Linked DNA regions of Mus musculus: region 1 is linked to region 2. The links are chromatin contacts, found by Hi-C in ENCODE. All regions are on one chromosome and are shown on one strand. The core of a region is the stretch at or near the end of the contact, and the rest is flanking DNA. Distances in the headings are between cores, read along the strand shown.

Region 1 (4,719 bases), core at 1,370-3,869, about 56 Mb after region 2:
TCTGAAGGAATGGATTTCACAATTCCTCTGATAAGCTTTCGTAGTCCCATTCTCTGACTGGACTCTGGAAACACACTGCCTACACTCCATCCCTTCTCTAGTCTTCCTTAATGTCACATTTGTCTTGACTTTCCTCTTCTTCCCCTCAAGACAGATCTACTGTTAGGGCTGTAAGTCAGTGATATGGTACTTGTCCAGCATGGGAAAGACCTTTGGTTCAATGCTTAGTGCCACAAGATTTTAAAAAATGAAGACAGGTACTTGAGAACAGAAATGTCTGTGTATAACAACTACAAAACAAGGGATACTGTTGCTTTCAAGATAGGGGAAACTGAGGCTCTATTCTGATGGTTTTCTTACAGTTAGGACTTAGACTTGAGATATCCATTCCCCCTAGGAATTCCATACATTTAGTTTAGGTAGGTCAAATATCTGGGTGGGGGTGGGGGTCCATTCACTAAGGAATCGAAAATAAGACTTCTACTGCTGGCCCACATTTTTGGGCCAACTTCCAAAGCACTTTTCCCCAGAGAACTGGCCACAGATCCTAAGCTTGGGCCTATGTTCCAAAGACCAGAGGGAAGAAAATCAGCGGTGAACAGAATCAAAGTCCATAGATAACTGCTGTGTGACCCTATATCCAGAGATTGGGCTCGGATGCACAAATGTCCTGTCTGCTAAATCCCTGCAGGAAGAGAGATATAAAAACTTAAATGGAATGTGAGCTATTTCTTAAGGAAGTATGCTCCAGTTGCTTCTGCCCACAGAGAACTTGGACTCATCCTTAATTGTGACTTTGTAGGCTCTCTGACTGAAAGAGCAACGATAAGGCAGGTCGTGTGCAAAAGCAGTCAGGAGACAGGCACAGGATCCAGATGGAGCTGGCCACCTCCCAGCTCTCAGAAGGCTACTGTGAATTTCATGGAACTCTCCTATGGCTTCCCTGACAGTTCCTTTCATGTCCGCCCTCTACAGACAGCACACCTTTCTTCTAGCTCATGCCACTAATCCTCACATAGAGACTCAGTTTTACCCAATCCACACTTTCCAAATGTACAGTATAACAAGACAACCACACCACTGGGAAACGGAAAAAAAACAAAACAAAAACCTTTTAAATTCTGTTCACCCATCTTTCAAGTGATGCACTTGAACTCACTGAAGAGGATGGACATCATGAGATAGCATAATGGGAAGGGTGGTCCAGAGATGCAGGAACTTATACATCACAGCATGGGTATGATCAAGAGGAGAGCCTACAAGGGCCCAAAGGTACCCTGGATACCGCATGGGGCCACCTCTCACTTCCTGATGGAGACACAGACTCGTGTCCAGGACTGATCATCCACCTGGTGCCAGGGACCGAAGGCAGGTGAATGTGGGCTCTAAACGTCATATGTTTAAGGGGATCAGTGTTCCAAGGCTGTGCTTCAGTTCTGAAAAACACCACTCCCCACGGAAGCCCCCTCCCCATTTTCCTCAGCAAGACCTTAAAAACAGGGGTTGCTTTTAGTCTTTTTTTTTTTTGAAAGGAGGGAGAGGATTTCAGCTTAGCCACACCTTAATTCTCATATCTGAAACTAGAAATTCCAACCCCAATTTCTGAGAATGGCTATGAGAATTAGCAGACGTGAGAAAACAGCTAGTATAATGGCTGGCTCCTCTCCCCACCACCATCCCCTGTCTGTGAACCTCCTTGTAGTTCCTTCTGCTCCTGTCTTATAAAGTATGCCCTCCCTTACTCAACCTTCCTAGGCAAAAATCTTGAGAAACTGATATCCATTGTCTGCTTTAGCACAGGATGCTATCAATGGCTGGGAAGAGCCAAAAGAGTACTGTAGCGGATAGGCACCTCCGTTCCTGAGGTACAGGTGACCTACAAGAGTGGCACAGAGTCAGAATTTCCATTCTGTGCCCTGTCTCCAAAATCTAGAGAATCCCAGGTTCTTACCTTGAGAGGCACAGCAGCAGGTGGGGCCAGGCAACTCTGGCTGATCTGAATGGTGGGGCAATATCTGAAGAGCTGTGCCCTTGTTGCCAGCACTGTGGTACCTATGTCTTCTTCACAGTTCTTTGGGAGTACCTCTTGGTTTACAGTCCCTCTCCTCTGGAGTGCCCTTTTGCCCCTGTCAGCTGCATAGGACAGGGTGCTTTGTGGAACTGAGAATTCGATGGCATTCCTGGCTTCTGGGTCCATATCCCACAGGTCCCCGTGGGCAGAAATGACTGGCCGGTGCTTCCAGCCTATGGAAGGACTGCTGTTTCTATCATTCAGTGTAGGAGCTGGGCTAGCAAGCCTACATGGCAGTTGTTGTGGTAGGCCAAGTTTCCTAGAAGCAGGGACCAGGCAACGCCTACTATGTGGGGATCCACAAACCCCACTCCTCTTTACATGCAGATTCTGAGATTTCTCTGTTTCTTCCTTCTTTTCCTTCAGTGAGTAGCAATCGAAAGCAGCTGGTCTCAGTGTTCCAGGGCCTTCCCCGGGCAGGAGACTCGAAGGCGATGGAGCTAAGCCCTGCGTACATCTGAAGTTCCAGGGAGCAGAGAAGAAGCTTGCTCTGGGACTTGGGAAAATGTGTCCCTCCTCCAGGCCCCCTGGGGCTGCTGTTGCGACTGCGGTTGCTGGAGAAGGGGCGGGGAGAGTTTGGGTAGCTTGGGTTGGTGGGGGCTGCAGCTGGATGAAAAGGAAGGAAGTTTTCATCTGCTGTGGCTGAGGCTGCTCGGCCATTTCCTCCAAGGGAGCAGAGCCAGTCCTCGCCAGGGTTTCAGACCTCAGTGTCTCAGCAGCTGCAGGCAGACATGACTCAGCCCCATGGCTTTACCATCAGTCTGTGGAAGGAAACAACACACCTTTAGCACCCAGGGGGACTCTTCAATGGGCTGAGGGCCAGAGAATTGTGTTTGCTGGAGAACTGGACTCTGCTCAGAGTCACAAAAGCAAACATTGGTGGAGAACAGCATACAAGTGACAGATGTGTGTGTGTGTGTGTGTGTGTGTGTGTGTGTGTGTGTGTGAGTGAATCAAGACAGACTTCCACACCTATGTCCAAATGGAATCACTTATTTACCTTTAACTGTTCCTTCTATTGATTAATCCTAAGTTATTTTGACTATTCCTGTGATTTGGAGTATGATCTGAAAGACGGTATGTGGTTTATAAATGAAACTTTCAGCAAACATTGAGATGGACTTTCAGTCTCCTTTGCCTGTATAAGTGAGACAGTTTTGAACAATTGGGACTCTTCATGAAGCTTTGCTTTAAGGGCTACAGTAGCTTCAGGGGACCCATGCTGGTAGGTCTCGTGGCCCAGGCCAAAGTATTAAATATTATAGTTTGATGTATTGCCCCCCCAAATTCAAACGTTGCTGAAATGACTGAGAGGAGGGACTTCTGAGAGGCCATTAGAGTCTGTGTATTCCCCACCCCCAGCCCTGTGCATTTGGATCCTAAAGAGGCTTTTGGGGGAACCCAGATAGCGCTATCAGTGGCCCTTTTAATTTGTGAACTTATTGTAGCAGTGACAAATATGTCTATTCTAAGTTGTATGAGCTGGAATATGGGAAATGCAGAGAAAGAGATGATGGTCAGGAGCTGAAGGGAGGGCTGGCTTGGAAAGCCTATGTAGGAAACCTTCACAAGAATTCATTAAATATCGGAGTGGGGGGCGTCTACTAAAGGAGTGTTGGTCCTGGGTAAGAAGTAGGGGGTAAGAAACAGAGAAATCATGGTTATTATTGTATATAAATAGCATTTTGATTGAAAAGATAAAACTTTGGTGGCAAACGTTTCTCCAACTCTTCCTTCCACTTAAAGAAAACTTTTAATTGTCTCTAAGACTAGCTAATCATTCCTAGTTTACAAGTTTGCTATTGATGTAGGGATTAAATAAATAGTACGAGGTGCACAACCAATTCTCAGTAACTATTAGCTGCTCCTCTTGGAATGTACCTATACATTTGAAGCTTTGAAGAAATTTGTTCATGTAGCAAAATAATTAAAATATAATATATGTCGATATATACATCCTAATACACAAATGAGCACATGTGTATTGTTTTTGCCTATATTAGGTAGCCATTTACATATTTTTATGCTTTCTGTCTGAAAAGACAGGAAAGACTCTAAAACTAGAGGAATTACTGGTGAGAGTCAGCAGTGAATTTGGGGTTAGGAGACATAAGTTTGAGTTTCAGAGTAAACATCTATTAAGTGTGATTCACTTTGAACCTCATTGAACTTATTTATAAAACAGCAAAATAAATGTCTATCCTTCCCACTTGACAGAACTCTTTTACAGATCAGATATGGTAATCTATATAAGAATAATTTGTAAGTACAAAAATAATACATGTATGATGCATATATATATGACTATACATATATATGTATACAGTATATATATTATATATTATATAAAAACTATATATAATATATATATTATATATATAGTCTTTGTGTTGTGATGTGTTGTAATACATAGACACAGACACAGGTGCATACACACACACACACACACACACACACACACACACACACCCCTCTATGTATACACTAGGGTTATTTTTTTAAGACAAGATCTCAAATGGTCTAAGCTTGTACTAGGATGACCTTAGACTCTCAATATTCCTGCTTCCACCTCTCATCTATAATAAATAATATTATTTATACTTGTAAACTAAATAACTCTTTGTGGTTTCTATGAAGTGCTGTGGTTT
Region 2 (5,356 bases), core at 27-2,526:
CCAATCTGCTGGCCTTTGTAGTGTCCTTGAACAAACTGAACTTCATCATCCTTCCGAATGGGCATAGACCGAAAGTTATACTTCTGTCTCAGCTCTGGAAAGAGGGGAAGACGTGATCTTCCTCCGAATGTGAGAGGGCGCATTGACATGCCGCTTGCAGTTCTTTGCTTCGGTCAGAAGTCACGAAGGGATTGAACTTCATTTTGGCGGCTGTGATCCACCGATGGCCACAAAAGGAAAGAGCGAGATTTTTTAAAAAAAGATTTATTCACTATTATATGTAAGCACACTGTAGCTGTCTTCAGACACACGAGAAGAGGGCGGCATCAGATGGTTGTGAGCCACCATGTAGTTGCTGGGAATCGAACTCAGGACCCCTGGAAGAGCAATCAGTGTTCTTAACCACTGAGCCATCTCTGTAGCTCTTAGAGATTTATTTTTATTTATGTATATGTGGCAGGGGGTGGTGTCTGTGGAGCACAGAAAAGGGTTTTGGATCCCCTGGAACTGGTGTTACAGATTGTTGTAAGCTCTCCATCTTGGATGCTGAGAGTCAAAGTTGGGTCCTTTGCAAGAGCAGCGCTACTGAGCCATCTCTCCAGACCCCTGTTTGAAGGGCTTTTTGTTTCTGTTTTTTCAAGTGTATTTATTTTAGATATATCAGCTCCCATTTTATGTAGTAGATGTCTGTGGAAATCTTTGCAGGGTCTATAGTCAGCACATTAGGGAACCGTCTTTAGTTGGGACAGAGCTCGCTCCAGCTCCTCCCAGTGAGACCTCAGAGAGGTAAGAGAGACCCAGCCAGGCTCCAGAAGCTCAGGGTAGATAAATAGAGCCCTCCCCTGCCCCTTGTGGTGTCTGTCCTGTGCCTGACTTTGGTTCTCCTCAGGCCTCTCTCTATTGTCTCGACAGCCAAGGAGGTGAACACTTGATCAAGGGTTATGTTTATCAGCAAGAACTACTCTAAGAAATCATACATGTTTTATGAAGAAGTTAAATGTTCTCAACATAGTTTTATACATAGATATTAGAGGGCTTTTTTATGTAACTAAAACTCTCCAGAGTTACCCAGTGTTTGCTGATCTTTGAGGAGCAAAGTTGACTTGCTTCGTATCTGAGGATGAGTTCAACTTCGGATCCTTCTGTCTGTACCTCTTGAGTGCTGGGATTACTGGCATGTGCCACCATGTGTGGTCTACACAGTGACAGAGATGGGACCAAGGGCTTTGTGGATGCTAGGCAGTCAGTCTGCCATCTGTTCTAAAATTAAGCATCGACTTTGCCTCGGTCTGTTTGTGTCACTATGACAAAATAGAACAGATGGGTAATCAATAAAGAACAGACAGTGATTACCCATCATGCTGTGCTGGAGGCTGGGAAGCTGAGGTCACAGCTTCAGCAAGGCCATTTGTCCAGAGAGGACCAAGTCTTGCTCAAGATGGTCTTGGAGTAATATGTCCTCACAGGGTAGAGCACCCTGTCCCAGCAGGAAGAGTAGGCACACTGGCACAAAACCTCTTTTTGAAGAGTCTCAATCCATCCACAAGGGGAACACTCATGACCTGCCCACTCTGAGGTCTGCACCTCACCTCCCTCATTGTCTGTGGAAGCTCAGTTTGTGGAGTTTGGAGGAGATCAAGCCATGACTAAACCGCCTGAAGTTCAGACTGTGTGAGTTCCTGCTTCTAGGTGGATACTGGCGTGAATGATCGTTGTCTTCTTGCTGTGCGCCTGAACCAAAATGGACTCTGGTATGTGTGTGTTGGGGAGGGGGGTGTATGTGTCTGTCTCTGTGTGAGTATGTGAGGGTGTGTATGTGTGTCTTTTTGTGTGTGTGTATGTGTGTTTGAGCACGTGTGTACACACGAGTGAGCCATCAAGCAAGCAAGCAAGCAAGCCAGCGAGAGAGAGGGAGAGAGAGAGAGAGAGAGAGAGAGAGCATCCACATGCATGTCTATGGATGCACATATGAAAGTCAGAAGTCAACCTTGGATGTTATTCCTCAGTTCACCATCCATCTTGGTTTTTAGGCAAGGTCTCTCATGGTTTAGGCCAGGCTGATAGGCCAGTGAGCCCCAGGGACCTGCCTGCCTCTGCCTTCCTAGTGCTGGGATTACTTGTGTGTGCCACCATGCTTAGCCTTTTCTGCCTGGTTGAACTCTGGTCCTTAAGCTTGCCGGGCAAGTACTTTTCAGACTAAACCATTTTCCCAGCCCCAAGGAAGTTAGATTTTTTTTTTAATATAGATGTTGTGCTCTACCCAGAAATCACTGTGTCTTCTCAAGTAAGGCTTTATCTAGCAGTTCAGGTAAGCATTGGAGCTACTAGACTTCTGCTTTCTTGTTGAAACCCTGCCAGAGTCACTTTCCTCCGGCACCAAACTCTAGGAGCAGGAAGGAGAGCCCCAGCATAGATAGGGAGTCACTTCCTATCTGGAAGGTGTGACCTGCCTGTCTGGGGCCTGGGGCTTTTAGAGCTGGCACTAAGATAGAATTCCAGGAAGCGAGATGCTCCCTAGTTCCTCTCCAGGCTCTGTCACGTCCCTTCTCTCCAAACCATCCTTGTCACGTGCCTCTAAATTCTCCCCCATTCCCTAGCGTAGTCTTTCTGCTGTGTCTGGTCCAGCAGCCTTAAACATGCTTAAGGCAAGGATCTGCCCCTTTGCTGAGGTCTCTGAGTCACCCGGACGTAGTTCCCAATCAGCCCCATCACCAGCCTTCTGCCTCAAAGCTGTTTTCCCAGGATTTCACTCTGGGGTCCAAGTGTTAGTTTTTAAAAGTTAGGATTCTCTCAAAAGCCACTAAACAATCCATAGGGTCTTTCAAACTGAGGATTCAAAGACTGTTATCAGGCTTGGCCACTTAGAGGTCACAATTTCCCTTGCTTTCCCATGATATAACCTAGGTCAGGGTGGCAGAGGTGGCTGACACTGCCCCAGTAACCAGAACATCTATCTGGGAGGGAGCAGGTTGTCACTCACAATGCCAGTCAAGGTAACAGGCCCATTCTCTGGGGCAAGGCCCATCTTAGGGGAAGTACCTCCTCTCTGTGTGTGTGTGTGTTTGTATATGTGTGTGTGTGCATGCACACTCTGCATGGAGGCTGATCAGAATGCTAGGAAGGATGGAGAGGAGACAATATAGAAGCCTCTCCCTGTGCCTCTGCTGATCTCACAGGAGACCCCAAACCCAGAGGGTTTCTGAAGTCTGAAGTCAGGCACTACCTCCTGGCAAAAAACTTTTAAAGGCAGAGAAAAGTTAAAAGAACTGTATCAATGAACAGCTCCAAGGACCACAGTAGGCTTGGACTCTGGAGCATAAGGTCTCCGAATGTTCTTCTGATGGGCAAACAAAGCAGGCCCTTTGTAGCCTCCAAGCCTGTATGGTCATGACTAAACAGTCCAGGTAAGCATGAGCACTGTTGGGATCACCCCTAAGGGACAGGAAAGCACAGTCATCGCAGCTGGGCTGGGAGCAGCCTGGGGTCAGGAACGTCTGCAAAGAGAGTTGCAGCCTTGATAGGTTTTGGCGTGGCAGATCTGATAGTGAGCCGTGTCCTCTGCTCCGTAGTGAGCAACTTGCCCAGAGTCACACCCAGCTGTCTGGCCCATCCTTTCCCTTTCTCTTCCTCCTCCCTCCCTTCCTTCCTCTCTCCTTCCCTCCCTCCCTTGTTTCTTTTGTGTGTGTGTGTGTGTGTGTGTGTGTGTGTGTGTGTGTGAGAGAGAGAGAGAGAGAGAGAGAGAGAGAGAGAGAGAGAGAGAGAGAGAGAATGAATCTCTGGTAGCCCTGGCTGTCCTGGAACTTGCTCTGTAGATCAGGCTAGCCTCGAATTCATAGAGATCCACCTATCTGGGTTCTGGAATTAAAGGCACAAGGCAAAATACTTTTAAAGGTAGAGAAAAGTTAAAAGAATTGTACAATGAACATGTGCCTTCCACCTAGATTACAAAATCACCTAATGCCTGACCCCTGGAGATGGTTCTCAGAGCGCATAGGAGCACCCATTGCTCTGTGATACATTCCAGGGGTGTGTTTCTAATACTCTTTCCTGAGAATATTTGTGTGACAGTTATACCATTATGAGAATGAAAATTGCTTTAATTCAATAACACTATAGCATGCATTTTGATTTTGGAGCCGGTTGGATTTTACTTCCTGAGTTTCAGACTTGCCCATCTCCAGTGTGCCCCAAACCCATCAGGAATTTTGGGGTTTGTGTAAAGAATGAAGTGGGGTTTGATTGCATATAGAATGTCACTGTTGATCAGCATGTGCTGAGCAAGGGGGACGTCCCTCCATTGCTGACCTGGGATGTGGCTCTGTGGTAAGGCAGAGATCAGTCATGGATGTGGTTCCTAGACCTCCATCCAGTCTCACTGATCTGGGTTTGCCCTGAGTCCTTCTCCACTAGAAATCACAGCTTTGTGTCGGGTCCTGACCTGCCGTGGTCTCCCTTGGACATGCTATTGCTGTTTCTACCCCTTCTACTCAACGTATCTCTTACACTGTACCAACTGGAATAATGATTACATGAGCCAGTCTGGGACAAATAATGACACTAGGTCTCAATTGGGTCATCTTTTTATTACTTCTTAAAGTTTATTCTCAGTCCCTTTCCCTCTGTGTTCTCCCTGTCTCTGCCTGTCTCTGTCTCTCTCTGTCTCTGTCTCTCTCTCTGCACGTGTGCATGTGTGCACATGTGCCACAGAAGCATCTTTCAGGAGTCACTTTTCTCCTTCGTCTTTGTGGTCCCAGGAGGTTGAACTTAGACCATCAGACTTGTCACCAAGCACCTTTACCTACTGAATTACCAGTCATCTTGCTGGTCCTGGGGGACATTTTATTTTAACTTGTGGGGTTGGAGCTCTGGCTCAGCACTAGAGAACATTGGCTGCTCTTGCAAAAGACCCAGGTTCAGTTCCCAGCATCAACAGGGCAGCTCACAACTGTCTGTAACTCCAGTATCGGGGGATCTCAATGCCCTATCCTGGCCTCTGAGGGCACCAGGACACAAACACACACCGACAAAACACTCATACACAAAAACAAAATTAATTTCAACTTGTTTGTGTTATGTTTTTGATAATGTTTTCATATCTTACATTTATTTTTATATTAATGATGACATTTTTGGTTTAAGTTGTTATCATTGGTGATTACTAACGAAGTCGATTGTAACTTCATGGCTTTCCCCCACAGATAGCCTGTATTTACCTGCTGCTTTCTTGTTTTCTTTTTCTTTTTTTGTCTTCTGTAGGAGGAGATAGTTCCACACCAACAATCAACATTTAATTCTTCCTCTCACATCTTTATGCCTTTTAATTCCCTGGAACTTTACCCATGATCCCTTACTGCTG

What was found. Hi-C counts contacts between places; a loop is a spot of excess contacts on that map.
Region 1: a map of T-helper 2 cell shows a loop between it and region 2 (149-fold over the local background). The contact joins the enhancer-like site here to the promoter of 1700128E19Rik in region 2. A Hi-C loop is called at or near these places in 5 of 37 maps with a recorded cell type or tissue (T-helper 1 cell, T-helper 17 cell, T-helper 2 cell and 1 more).

What each region holds. Positions count from the first base shown.
Region 1 is chr8:68,118,797-68,123,515 of GRCm38, forward strand. It overlaps a transcript of Psd3 not described here. Among named protein-coding and RNA genes, the nearest start is that of Psd3, 150 kb to the left of the region's middle. Within about 2 kb of position 2,620, at least 1 of the 3 ENCODE cell types and tissues checked has a DNase peak (open chromatin) inside an H3K27ac peak, as active enhancers do.
Region 2 is chr8:11,715,038-11,720,393 of GRCm38, forward strand. It overlaps 1700128E19Rik (a long non-coding RNA gene), which reads left to right and starts at 1,277. Exons shown (of 2, transcript XR_003947511.1): 1 at 1,277-1,751; 2 at 5,257-5,356. It also overlaps the pseudogene Gm45420.